Regions from separate parts of the Homo sapiens genome. Here regions 1 and 2 are each linked to region 3. A link is a contact called in ENCODE Hi-C or POLR2A ChIA-PET data. All regions are on one chromosome and are shown on one strand. Each heading gives the region's core, a stretch centred on a gene start or an enhancer-like site at or near the end of the contact. The rest is flanking DNA. Distances are from core to core; before and after follow the strand shown.

Region 1 (4,663 bases), core at 2,041-4,540, 410 kb after region 3:
AACACTGAGAAAATGACAACTGAGGTGAAGAATGTCTGCAAATTACAGAAAGGCATATTGACACACTGAATCTGAAACACCTGGATTCAGAAGTCACCTCAGCCACCTACTAGCTGAGTGACCTCTGGCAAGTCACTCGACCTCTGAGGGGCTCAGTTTCCTACCTGCAGGAAGGCAACAACGGTCCCCTTGCCAATACCTTAGGGATTAGAGGAGATAGCAGAGAGGTCGGGCTCTAGCATAATTCCCGGTGCACGAAGTGCTGCCTTTCTACTTGGGACTCCATTTAGATCCTGTGGCTGCCCAGGGTGCTGTCACCTTCATTCTGACCACCAAAAGCTCGGGAACAATTACTGGCCTCCTCGCTGCAGTCCCAATGCTGTTTCTCTGGCTCTTCAATTAGCACGTGCAATTTCAACACTTCTCCAAATAGGTGATTTTAAATCCATATTCAATAATTTATAGAAATGGATGCTTCCCCCCTCCCCCTTTTTAAGCACTTTAAAGAGATGGCCCATCTCCTGACACTTGACAGAGCTGATGAGCAATCTATCCCACAGCAGAGTGGTTCTACTTTTGTCAGAGCTGGGCCTCCTGGGGAGACCCAGGAGAAAAGAAAGCTTTCTAAAACATTTTAATTGTAAGTGGAGTTCATTAGTTTAGATCCCATTACAATAAATTATCATCTGATGCTTTAAGTCTTAACAAAATGGACACTGCAATGATTAGAGGCCCCTATGTTTGCAGAAAGACCCTATAATAAACCCACACTTGGTGATAACAACAGAAGATTGGTCCTCAACCAAACCAGTTATTTTTCCCTAGAGGTAAAGCCTCCACTTGAAGGTAAAAATAGAAGCCTGCATTTCTTAATTTTCACAGAAGAACCTTAACATTGGCGTCCACTGGCAAATTTAATCGTGGCAGCTGCCTGCTTAAAACCCTCCAGCTTTCATCACACTTTGGAGAGAGTTCCGTCAAAGAATAATGTTGAGAAGATAAAAACCTGGCTTTGAAACTAATATAGAACAAGCATGTGTCAAATATTTAACTGATTAATATATAGAACAAGCATGTGTCAAATATTTAACTGATTAATAAGAGAGCCAGCAGCACGGTAGAGCTGCTTCAAAAAGCATTTGATGACAGGGGTTTCTACAGTCCCCCAGAGAGGGGGTACTGATGTAAAGTTTAATTTATTTGTTCATTTTTTAAGTTAGGAACAAAAATGACTAATGTCCTTCAGGGTGATAAAGCCAAAACCTTTAGGGTTGCCTCCTCTATCACACATAAACCATTTGCATCTCAACAGGACAGCTATTCACAAATTTACATGTAACTTAATAGAGATCAAGTTCAATCAGTAAATAGCAAAATCAAACCAAGGTACAATTCCCATATAGAATTAACTAATCCTTGGGCAGGCCTGGCAAATAATGCTCTAAGCCGACGTGGAAAGAAACTGCAGTCTTCCTTTCTGCCATATTTCTAAGTTTTGGATAAGTTTGCTTGAGTTCTAAATCTTCAACATGGCTAACAAAATCTGCCTGGCTCCTTCCTCGGTCCCCAGCCCCATCTGGTAACTCTGCCCTCCGGTGACAAGTGACAAGTGACAAGTTCCTTCCCAATTCACAGCAGTCACAGCAGCCTGCTTTGTCTGGAATCACAACCCTCCCTTATTCTCCTTAAGATCTCGGCTTAAGTCATTTCCTCGGGGAATTTTCCTAAACATAGACTTGATCAGATTCCCTTGTAAGCACTCTAAGGTGGCTTTCGGCAGGCTCCCCTCCTGGCACATCTTACAACTTGGATGAACCACTTCACTGTGTAATTAGTTGTGAAAGTCTGGCTCCCTAACTGGAATGTAAACTCCCTGAGAGAATGGAGGGCCTGTTTTACTCATCATTGGATACCTGGGGCCCAACAGGAAGGAAGGAAGGAGGAAGGAAGGAAGGAAGGAAGGAAGGAAGGAAGGAAGGAAGGAGAGAGAGAAGGGAGAAAGGAGAAGGGAGGGAAGGAGGGAGGGAGGAAGAAAGAGAGAGGAAGGGAGGAAGGGAGGAAGGGAGGGAGGGTGCTGTCACCCATGCCACCTGTAATCCCAGCACTTTGGGAGGCCAAAACGGGAGGATTGCTTGAGCTCCGGAGTTCAAGACTGGCTTGGTCAACATAGGGAGAGGCCTCATCTCTACTAAAGATTTTTTTAAAAATTTGGCCGGGCGTGGTGGCTCACACCTGTAATCTCAGTACTTTGGGAGGCCGAGGTGGGCGGATCACGAGGTCAAGAGATCGAGACCATCCTGGCCAACATGGTGAAACCCCGTCTCTACTAAAAAATACAAAAAATTAGCCAAGCATGGTGGCATGTGCCTGTATTCCCAGCTACTCAGGAGGCTGAGGCAGGGGAATCTCTTGAACCCGGGAGGCAGAGGTTGCAGTGAGCTGGGATCGCACCACTGCACTCTAGCCTGGCAACAGAGGGAGACTCTGTCTCAAAAAATATATATATATATATTAGCCAGGCATGGTGGCACATGCCTGTTGCCCCAGCTACTCATGAGGTTAAGGTGGGAGGATCGCTTAAGCCTGGGAGGTCCAGGCTGCAGTGGGCTGTGATCATGCACTGCACCCCAGAGTGAGATCCTGTCTGGAAAAAAAAAATAGAAAAAGAAAAAGAAGGAAAGGAGTAAGAGGTGTGGCATTCTTGGCTCTACAGGACACAGAATTTCTGCACTTGGGGCTCTCACTGTGCCCAGTTCTGGCCAAGAGCCTGGCAGAGCCATCTGTGTTCCAGGAAGCTCATATGAACACAGGCTACCCAGTCCTTGCAACGCCAGAGGGGTGGGGCCTGCACGCCCATGGCCGAGGGCTACATTCACCCTCACCACGTTTTGTTTGGCTCTTGGAATTTAAATTCATTGTCAACAGTCATGTTTTAATAGTCCAGACTTTCCAGTTCCTGGTAGAATATCATTAGGCCCAAGAGGCACCACTTGGCTACCACCAAGGAGCAGCTATTTCTCAAGTTCCCCCTGCTGACAGAGATGGATTGTCAGCTGCCCTTTATCCTGATGTTTTCCTCACACCCAACCCACTCCACACCCCTCTCCCCAGTCCTGTAGGTAAACCCTGAGTTTTTTACCACGGCACTGAGGTCTCCAAGAGCCAATGAGGTCATCGAAAGAAAACATAATGAGCATGACTTTGGTTCCCCCTCAAACACACCCTGCCTACCCTTGCACTGAAATTTAATAATGTCCCCTCTACTTTCAGAATTCACCAGGAGGGACTCCCCACACATTGTGAAAAACTTAATCATCTCAGAAATCTAAATTCAACTGTTGCTGAATGAGTCATTTATTGTATTTCTTAGTCCCCTTCCACATAGAAACCTAAAGAATGTCCTCTCAGCTTTCATGGAAGAAAATGCTTCTCTCTCCTCGTGATCTGCTGTGCCTTATTTTATTAGCCAATCAGAACTCAGATGCTTATTCGTTGTTTTCTTTCTTTCCTTTTTTTTCTTTTTTTTAAAGCTTTGGCTACCACAAAGCTCAGAGCTAAATTCTGAGCTTGCTTCTAGGTACATTCATTCTTTAGTTTCTGGTTTTCTGGCAACTTAGATCCTTTGTTTACTCTTCCCTCATTCCCCTCTTTGAGAATTATTTCTCCCTGCCCAGAGCCCCATCCTTACTTTTTTTTTTTTTTTTTTTTTGAGACAACATCTCACTCCGTCACACAGGCTGGAGTGCAGTGGCATGATCTCGGCTCTCTGCAAGCTTCGCCTCCTGGGTTCAAGTGATTCTCCTGCCTCAGCCTCCCGAGTAGCTGGGACTACAGGCGCCTGCCACCACACTCGGCTAATTTTTATATTTTTATTAGAGAAGGGGTTTCACCACGTTGGCCAGGCTGGTCTCGAACTCCTGATCTCACGTGATCCGCCCACCTCGGACTCCCAAAGTGCTGGCATTGAAGGCCTGAGCCACCGTGCCCAGCCCCCATCCTTACTTAAGAACAACTAGGAGGTGGAGTGTGACTCAATTCCACCCTGGCCATAGCTGATTGGTCCAGGAGTGGACTCCTGGCTCAAGCCAGTTCCTGAGTCCTTACCTGAGGCGTGTTGGCACTGAGAGATGAGTCACCCTTGAGATGCCAGACTACAGAAGTCAATTTCACAAATTTCAGGAGTAGTCGGCAGCTGTGTTCCACAACATGGACTGGGTCACAAACAGTATAAAGAAAACCGGCAATGGGGATGGAGAAATCGCCCTCCCAGTTTCAAGCCCAGCTCTGTTCCTCCCCCTGGCTTCCCTGAGACACTGTTGCTGTTCTTTAATATATCCCTCCTTTTGTTTAAGCTACCTTGAGTTGGGTTTCTAAACTTGTTTTTTTTTTTGAGACGGCGTCTCACTCTGTTGCCCAGGCTGGAGTGCAGTGGCGCGATCTCGGCTCACTGCAAGCTCCGCCTCCCGGGTTCACGCCATTCTCCTGCCTCAGCCTCCCGAGTAGCTGGGACTACAGGCGCTTACCACCATGCCCAGCTAATTTTTTTTGTATTTTTAGTAGAGACAGGGTTTCACCTTGTTAGCCAGGATGGTTTCGGTCTCCTGACCTCGTGATCCGCCCGCCTTGGCCTCCCAAAGTGCTGGGATTACAGGCGTGAGCCACC
Region 2 (4,344 bases), core at 1,180-3,679, 320 kb after region 3:
CAACTTGTACAATATAGTGAGACCTTGGTCTCTATAAAAAAAAAAATAAAAATTAGCTGGGCATGGTGGCTCCAGTATGTCATTCTAGATACTGGGAAGACTGAGGTGGGAGGATCACTTGGGGCCAGAAGTCTGAGGCTGCAGTGGGCCATGATTGCTGCCCTGCCCTCTACCCTGGGTGACAGAGCAAGACCTTGTCTCAAAAAGACAAACAAACAAAAAACTAAAACCAACCAAACAGACAAAAAAACAAAGACACAAACATACATGTTAGCCTAGGCCTGCACAGGGTCAGGACCATCAAGATGTCACTAGGTGATAGAAATTTTTCAGCTCTATTATAATCTTAGGAGACCACCATCGTATATGCAGTCTATCATTGACTGAAAAGTCGTTGTGTGGCACGTGACTGTATACTCAAAAACAGTAGATAGCTGCATTGGTTTGGGTTTCCTGAGAAGCAGCCCTTGAGACCAGGATCTCAGTGCAGGTGGTTTATTTGGGAGGTGAAACAGAAATGAGTAAGGAAGTGGAGAAATGAGACAGGCAAGAGCAGGCAGTTAATAAAGAGTGAGAAGAGTGAGTTACCACCCCACTACCACTGCCAGCAACTGGGGCTTCATCTCACGGGGATTTTTGCAGGGGCAGGGAGCCTGTAAAGACCCCTAAATTCCTAAACACAGGGAATTCTGTAAACAAATGATAGGATATGCTCTCAACAGAAAATGATGAAAAAACAAAAATAGATAATTTAATAAAAATTATTTATAAGCAATTTTTCACTGTAAACAAAACTTTTACTTATCTGTTCTTCCTCAGATTTCTCCATAGTGAGCACCCACAGATGACTTGTTTGATAAAAATGATAGACATTCCAAAAAACAAAACCAAAAAAGTACAACTCTAAAATATTTTAGGAGAATTTGCTAGGTAAAAAAAATGCTAAGGCAAATCCTGAAAAACAATGCTCCCCTCCAATAAGGGCCTCTTGGTTCCCTAGCTTGTCTTTGATATGAAAATGCAATTTTAAAAGAGGGGTGGAATATTTCCACATAGACAGCTGGCTGAGAGCCAGATGCACCTCTGCCTGATACCAAAGGAAGCCAGGTGTTTGCTGATGCCTGTGGAATCCAGGCACACACCCCCTGGCCACATCTTGTCATCCCAAGATGAGGCACTGCTCCTCAGTGCACCCCAGTCTGCGTGCAGCATCTGAAAAGTCAGGCTGGGGCCATTTGGCCCTGCCCTTCCCATCAGGCCCGCGGCCTTAGCAAGCTGGAGCCTGTTTGCCTAGACCTAGTGGAGTGGAGGCCTCTGCTGAGAGATCTGGAAGATCCTGTTGGGCAGGACCAACTTGATGGATGACCTGCTCATTGCCAAAGGAAGGCGGGGTGAGGGTGCAGATTCTCCTCCCCGAGACACCAAAACGTGCCCCAGGGGACCTTAGAAAATAACTGCTCTTCTCTCATACAGGGGCACAGAGTTGCTTCCTGTCAGATGGCAAATGGTAATCATGGTGGCTTTAAATATTCCCGCACAGCCTGGGGTGCCTGAAAGCATTTCAGAATCATGATGGGCAAAGCTGGAGGATACATTTTCCTTTCTTGTGCACCAGGTACGAAGACTCTCAGCTCCAGGCACAGCAGGAAAGTATGCCAAGTGCCTCTTGGCACTTCTCCTGGAAGCGTAAGGGGTCCCCTCCTTCATTCAGGCACCAACCTCCTTGCTCCCCACCCGCTAACTCTGCTATGGCCAGCCCAAACTTATCTTCTCTCCTGTTCACCCATACATCATCTTCCCTTCCTCTGAAAAACATTCCATCAAAGTTCACATTGCTCATTGCCTAGGGTTCAGCTTAATATTCATGGAGAAAATGATCTAATCAAACTACGTATTAACGAATAAGAACACCTTAATGTACTCAGCCAAAGGTATGAATCTCAAACAGCTGAATTTTACCATTTGGTGGCAGGCCAGTGAGCAGAGGCTTGTTTTGCTGAATGCCTTCCTAAAAAAAATCCCAAACCAGAACACCTAGCAACTGGAAATTGGCACTGCCCACCATAATTTCATAGGGAATATAATCTGTTAGAATGTTAAGGGAACTTGAAGACTACATCATAAAAATAGTAAACATGATTTGAGTAATTTTTATGCTGTACAAATTATCTTTTTTTAATCCATGCAATAGATATTCTCACCCCATTTTATAGATGCAGAAGCTGTGGCTTAGAGAGGTTAAGTAACCTTCCTATGACCACACTGCAACGGAGGAAGTTGAGATCTGAACCCTGAAAGCCTGGCTTTAGTTTGAACTCTTCTATGCATTACTGTCTTCCACTTCTTTTTGCAGCCTAGAACACTGAGATTGTATGAGGATTGGAGATACAGAGACTGATGAGTGAATGAGCAAGGCCAGAATCTTCCTACTTCTTGGCACTAGTTCTCTTTTATCAGAAAACAGGAAGTGCAATTCTATGAGTCACAGAGGTCAGAAGCAGGTAGGGAGAGCCTGACAATTACTTCTAACTAATTGGTATTCAATGTCTTTTAACCATGGCAACCTTTGTTCAAGTGAGATCTTACTTGGAAGTCCAATATATTCTGCAGATAAAAGTGAGTTCCTCGGGTTAAAGGTGCGAGAGGATAGCCCAAACTTTAATCTTGAACCTACAGTGGCCCCTGTGGCTTTTCCATGGAAGCCCTAGGCCTTGAGAAGCAGATCTGGAAAATCACTCCTTGTTGTTGATTGCAAAAATTGCCAAAATGCATTGCAGCTTCTCCCATCAAGAGGCAGAGCTATTTTCTCTACTCCCAGAACTGGGGTGGGCCTTGTGACTTGCTTTGACAGAATGCAGCAAAAGTGACATGGCGCCAGTTCTCAGTTGACGCCTCAAGAGACTTCATGCTCTTCTGTGCTTGCTCTTGGAACCCTTCCACCACCAAGTGAGCAAGCCCAGGTTGGCCTGCTGGACGGTGACAACCTCAGTCATCTCAGCCCAGCTCTCATTGTGCGAGAGCAGGATGGCCTGCTGGATGGCGACAGCCCCAGTCATCTCAGCTGAGACCGTCGCAAGCCAACCTGGCAGCTGATCATGCCCATCTGAGACCAGACCAGCCCAGTACAGACCCAAAGGACTGCCTGGCTGAGGCTGGCCAAATTGCTGACCTACACAATTGTGAGCTAAAGGTGAGTAAATGATGTTTTAAGCTATCAAGTTTTGGAGTCATTTGCTTTGCAGCAATAACTAATGGATATAGTTCCCTAATAGAAGAATCTCAAAATGACACCAAGGTCTTCCCCTCCGGTCTCCAAATGTGGAGGAATGGCACAGCAAGGAGTCCCTCCCCAGACATCCCCTATCCCCAATCCTAACCCAAGGCCCCCAAATCCACCTCTGCCTTAGGATGTAATGGGCAAAGGAGAGGCATCCCCAGCTGCCCTTATTCCAAACAGAATGACAATCACAGAGGGGAAATGAAAGACTCCTTTACATGATCCTACAAGAGCCAAACTTCCATCTAAAGAATTCAGTTGGAAATCCACTTGTGTGCAGCTGTTTCCTGCAAGTGCTTCAAGGCTTGTGGCATCCTCAAAGCCAGGGGTTGGGGGAGAAGCAGAAGGAAGAAGGGGAGAGGGCCTTAAAGGTTAAACCTGGCACATTAAAGCTGCTCAGAAAACACCAAAAAAATGTAAATGAACATTTTTAGCTGCAGTGGGAGAAAGGCAGCCCCGAGGCCGGGGGTTGATCTTTCAGAGTATCGGGCACACCGCAAAGCTGTCTCCATTTATTTACTTCTAATTGAAAGCTGGCGTGCTGAGGGTTACTCCACCCAGGCGTGAAGCGTAGCCATCCGTGAAAGATTTCCCAAGACCTCTCCCTCTGCAGAAGCATCCTTCATGTGCTTGAAAGGGAAAATGTCAAGGGGGCACTAAATTAAAACTCAGTTTTGTCTTTGAAAAATAGATTCAATCCTCAGTAGGACTTGGTTGGAGAGATACTAGCATTAGCATAATTTCTCAATGCATTTTATAGGCCAGTCAGAAAAAAAGGATATTCAGAAAATCTACCAGGAAAAAAAAAAAAGGTTTCATGGGGGGCCACACATGCTATTTTTCACAGAGAGAGACTCCTGGGACTCGTGGTTGACAATGGGTGGTTTTCTCGGTGAAATTTTACCTCTTCAGGGATGGTTTCAACACAATTGGTCAGCTGGTGGTAAATGCCATCCAAGAAAAATAAGTTGGCTGGCTTTCATGACTGTCATCCATATCCAAGTTCATTAGTTCACTCACTCATTCACTCCCTTCATGGATTCAGCAAACACTTATTGAGTCCCTGT
Region 3 (4,765 bases), core at 2,230-4,729:
ATAGTCCCTGTCTTCCTGGGGAGAAAGCGCTGCCAGCCAGGGGCTGCTTTCCGCTTTGCAAAGCTCTAGCCCCTCGCCTGGCTCAATCCAACAAGTAATTGCTCCGAGGCCTCCTTCCAAATGGGCCATAAATCAGAGGCCAGGGTCTCCTGTTACCAGCGGCTGGTGGTGAAGTCCCTCCCCCGGGTAATGGGAAGCAGATGTTGGCAGCCCCTTCTGGCCTCCAGAGGACTGTGTACCTGGGCTGCTCACGTCACAGCAGTTGGAGCAAGAATTTCCATGAGCTTTTAAATCGAAGGTTGTCAAAGAAACGGCCTCCTAGGGCTTCCAGATGTTCTGCGGCGTGTTTCAAGCAGGAGGTGGGCAGCTAATGGGGGCCTTCAGGGGCTGAGAGAGGAAGAGCAGGGTCAGGGATAACACTAGGTTCCTTCCAAGGGGCCTGACCAGCAGGCAAGGTGTGGGGCCTGAGAGGTGGCAAGCTGTCAAGAAAGCAGCACAGGCTTTGCAGCCAGGAGGACCTGGTTCAAATTCTGTTTCTCATTTTCTCAGCCTGTGCCCTGAAGTCAAGGGTAAGTCACCTTTCCAGACCCCAGTTTTCTCGCCTGTGAAATGGGTGTGATGTTACTTATCTCACACATATTTGAAGGTGGGAAGTAGTTTAAGTTAAAGCACAGTGTCTCAGGCATGGTAAATGCTCAAAAAATGAAGGTAGTTATTAGAAGCGAGCTATGCACAGAGCCTTGTTACCCATTAAGTCTTTATTGTCGCTGGACGCTGAGCACTGTGACGGGCAAGGAAGTGTAGTCACCTCACAAGACTTTCTACGTTTCCTAAGGCCAAGGCCTTGATGAGGTCCAGAAAATTCCTTAACAATCTTTCAGCTACAAGTCCATGCACAGTTTGGCTTTAGGTACAATTCAGGGCTCACATGATGTCACCAAGAGGCAGCTCCTCTTTAGCTTCCACTGACTGGTTGTCAGATTTAAGCAAATAAAAATATAAAACGTCAGTTAAACTTTAATTTCAGATAAACAAGAAGTACTTTTCTTAGTATAAGTATGTCCCACTAAATATCTGGAAGATACTTTCTTTTTTTTTTTTTTTTTTTTTTGAGACAAAGTCTCACTCTGTCACCCAGGCTGGAGTGCAGTGGCACAATCTCAGCTCACTGCAACCTCTGCCTCCTGAGTTCAAGCTATTCTCCTGCCTCAGCCTCCTGAGTAGCTGAGATTACAGGCACAGGCCACCATAACCGGCTAATTTTTTGCATTTTTATTAAAAGTAGAAATGGGTTTCACCATATTGGTTAGGCTGGTCTCCAACTCCTAGCCTCAAGTGATCAGCCCACCTCGGCCTCCCAAAGTGCTGGGATTACAGGCATGAGCCACTGTCCCCGGCCCATTTGGGACATACTTGTACTAAAAACATATTCATTGTTGAATTAATTAACAGGGCCACCTGTGTTTTATCTGGCAGCTCACTGGAGTTCGGCCTTAGGCTGGGTCCTCTGGGGTAGCAATAGGGCAGCAAACCTCTCATGGTTCAGACTGGATTATGTGACTATCCTGAGCCAGTCACTGTGGGCAGAAGAACTTAATACATCGGCTGCTATCACCTGGTTTACACACTCCATCCCCAGACTCAGAGTCTGTCTACCTCTAGCTTCTGGGAAGAGGGTGCTTCCCTTAAAGAAAAAGCAAGTACTGTAGATAGTACTGTAGATGCGGTATATGAAAGGAAGGAAAAACAGGATCTACTGTGAGCAGATGCAAGGAGGAGAGATTCTTAAACCAGAGGCAGGGATGTGGGTGTCCCCCAGCTCCAACTAGCGGAGTAAGCCCAGCTGGCCTGGTACCAAGAGATAAAAGTAGATCTTTGAGAAAAAGAACCCCAGGTTGTCCTGGCTGACTCTTTGACAGCATCTCTGGGTAAAACAACCTGCAGGAAGTCCTTCCCTAACTCTCTTCTCTGAGGCTCAGTGTTCTCATCAGCAAAATGAGTATAAGAATTCAAACTTCTGATCAGGCATGTGGTGATTCACGCCTATATTTCCAGCATTTTGGGTGGCCGAGGCAGGTTGCATCACTTGAGTTCCAGAGTTCGATACCCACCTGGGCAACATAACAAGACCTCGCCTCTAAAAAAAAAAAAAAAAGAATTCAAACTTCTTGGGGGGAGTTGTGAAGATTATCTGAGGTTCAACTGACTCCTAACTTGAGACCCAGTTAGTTATTACATAATAGTCACAAATTCAGTTGGCAGCACTCAAAAATTTATTTCCTAAGGGTAGATTTTTTACAAAGTGGGGTTCCAGTCCCAGTAATCTTTCATTCCTTGACAATACCAATTAATTATGATTGCTTGTTGTGGCTTCTCAGCCTCAGCACTGACATTTTGGGCTGGATACTTCTCTGTTGTGGGGGGCTGCCCTGTGCATGGTAGGATGTCTAGCAGCACCCCCAAACCCCACCCACTAGAAGCCAATAGCAGCTGCTTCTTAGCTGTGACAGCAGAAATGTCTTCCAGACATTGCTAAATGTTCCCCTAAGGGGTAAAGTCATTCTCTCCTCTAAGAACCACTGTGATAATAGCATAAAATACAAATATATATTCGTATAAACATGTATTAAGATATTGTGTTGAATGTGTACTGTAAGCCCTATATTATGCATATCCCATTGGGGAAGCTTATCAATGTGGACTGAGCCAGCTGAGGTCTCTTAAAATAAAGTCCGTATAAATTGGAGGGAAGACACCACTTCCTGAAGTAGGCAAGCCCGAGTGTCTTCCTGCCCCTAGGGACTTTCAAACTGCATTAAAAATGAGAATCATCTGTCTCAAAAATGTTTCCTTGTCAAGTTAATTGAATGGAGGAGGAGGTGGGGCAATGCCCAATCACCTCTTCCGCCTCCGTTTTAGCAAAAGCCAAAGGGCTTCTGGGAGCAACATCAGGATTTGTGTAGTGTTGGCGTCTTAAAGTCATGCTTTACTTTTTAACGATTCTTTTTAAGTTATAAAAATAATGCCGACAGCCAAGCCATGGCGGGTGGGAGGGAGGGATGGGGGTGTCCACAGGTAAAGACCAGGAAGATAGCAAAATTCAATTGAAGGCTGTCCTAGACGTTGCATGGAAGCCGCGGTTGCCTCTCACTAGCTGGTGTCCTTGGGCTAGTTACCTAATCTCTGACAGGGCTGACTTCACAAGCCTGTGTCCCAGGCAGTCACTCAGGGCCTGTGATCAGAAGGACACCTCACTTGGTTTAACAGTCTGCTGTGGTTTCAGTCTTGAAGTTCTTAATTTTTAAACCAAAGACCCCACATTTTTATTTTACACTGAATGTCCTAAATCATGCAGCCAATCCTGCTCTCTGAACTCAGTTTTTACATCTGTAAAGTGGGGGTCATGACACCCTCCCATTGCAAGACGACTGTGAGGGTTACACACTAGTCCAGGGGCTGACAGCTCTCAGCACTGCAGTTCCCTGCCCGGCCATCCCAGTGGCTGAAACAACAGTGTTTGCAGTCATTCTCAGGCCCCATCTCAGAAGGAAGTCTTTAACGACGGGCCTGAGACCATGACTCTGAGCTTCCGGAACCTTTGAAATTCTCTCTGTTTATTATTTTTGTGACTACCATCTGTTTCCTGTAGCAATGAACTCTTTAAATGAAAAGGTCTGTGGACTGAGGGGTGGAGCAGGAGGACAGCGGGGAGACTCCACCCTCCAGGGCAGCCTGGCTGGGGAGGAGAGTCCCCAGGGGAGAGTTGGCAGAGCAGAGCAAACAAGCAGCGTCCCCAGAGTGCCTGCAAGGCAGGAAGGAAGATCGCCTTCTCACGTTGCACCCTGTTCAGCTTTCCGAAGAGGGAGACAAAGGTGGAGTTGGAGCCAGTCCTCAGATTCGCGTGACTCCATGGCCCATCTTTTGCCTCCCTCTGCACGCCATGAGCTTCTGTAGTTAAAGGGCTCCTGGGGGCTGCGGCTCACCATCGCCCCACCTCCGCAGGTGGACTCTGGCAGGTTCAAGGAGGTAGAAGTGCTGAGGGACCCTGTCCTCTTGTCCTTTCTATCACTGCTACCCCAGCAGGTGTCCAGGCCCCCACCCCATCTCCACAGTTTGCAGATGGCCTGCGATGCTGAAACAGGAACATCCATGAGGGAGAAGTCGAAGGTGCCAGACAAGCACTCGGGACATGGCTGGAGGTTCCCCTCTGAGCTAGGAGGTCCCACCAGCTGTCCACAGAAAGGACCACCTTTGCAACTCCCATGTGTTGATGCTGTATGGTAACGCAGTAATAAGCTGGAGGGTGTGGAGGTGCTGACTGAGAGCCCTTGGGCATTGTTGGTGGGTGACCCAAGTCCCCTCTCCAGGAGGGGCTGGGCAGTACCTGGAAACTGAGTTTCCTCCAGCCCACATGGCCGCAGGACCTCTCTCCTTTATTGTGTCCCCTCCATCTCTCTTCCTTCCCCACCCAGAAGAAACCTTGCCATCTCCAGGCCCAGAAATTCATCTTGTTCCCAGCTCTCCTCCCCACTTCCGTCACTGATGCCCATCAGTCCTTCTCCTCCCCGCAGGCCTAAGATTTTGCAACTCCAAGGCCAAGAGCTGACATTCTCTTCTCTCCGAGTTGCTGCCTCTCCCGAGGCAATGAGAACAAAATGCACACAGCAGCCAGAATGGAGGAGGGGACGAGGGTAGAGAGAAACACCAGGAATAAAAACCTCATGCCTTCATACTTTCAGAGTCACCCGCCACCCCACTACATGCT

The links. A loop is a pair of places that touch in the nucleus more often than their neighbours do. ChIA-PET counts read pairs that join two places held with the same protein, here RNA polymerase II (POLR2A). Pooled maps may share reads with other maps.
Region 1: a loop to region 3 is called in a pooled map, with 2.6 times the contacts of the local background. The contact joins two enhancer-like sites. A Hi-C loop is called at or near these places in 1 of 50 pooled maps. POLR2A ChIA-PET finds 5 or more read pairs at or near these places in 2 of 52 experiments (K562 and T-cell).
Region 2: a map with no recorded cell type shows a loop between it and region 3 (17-fold over the local background). The contact joins two enhancer-like sites. A Hi-C loop is called at or near these places in 3 of 37 single-sample maps with no recorded cell type and 3 of 50 pooled maps.

Annotation. Positions count from the first base shown.
Region 1 is chr3:72,720,206-72,724,868 of GRCh38, forward strand. No RefSeq gene overlaps it. Among named protein-coding and RNA genes, the nearest start is that of SHQ1, 130 kb to the right of the region's middle. Within about 2 kb of position 3,291, at least 6 of the 41 ENCODE cell types and tissues checked have a DNase peak (open chromatin) inside an H3K27ac peak, as active enhancers do.
Region 2 is chr3:72,626,967-72,631,310 of GRCh38, forward strand. The region is part of intron 8 of LOC105377161 (a long non-coding RNA gene); the gene reads right to left. Among named protein-coding and RNA genes, the nearest start is that of RYBP, 180 kb to the left of the region's middle. Within about 2 kb of position 2,430, at least 4 of the 41 ENCODE cell types and tissues checked have a DNase peak (open chromatin) inside an H3K27ac peak, as active enhancers do.
Region 3 is chr3:72,307,037-72,311,801 of GRCh38, forward strand. It overlaps LOC105377158 (a long non-coding RNA gene), which reads right to left and starts at 381. Exons shown (of 6, transcript XR_001740749.3): 1 at 240-381. RefSeq lists enhancers at 3,310-3,619, 3,800-3,979. Within about 2 kb of position 3,480, at least 17 of the 41 ENCODE cell types and tissues checked have a DNase peak (open chromatin) inside an H3K27ac peak, as active enhancers do.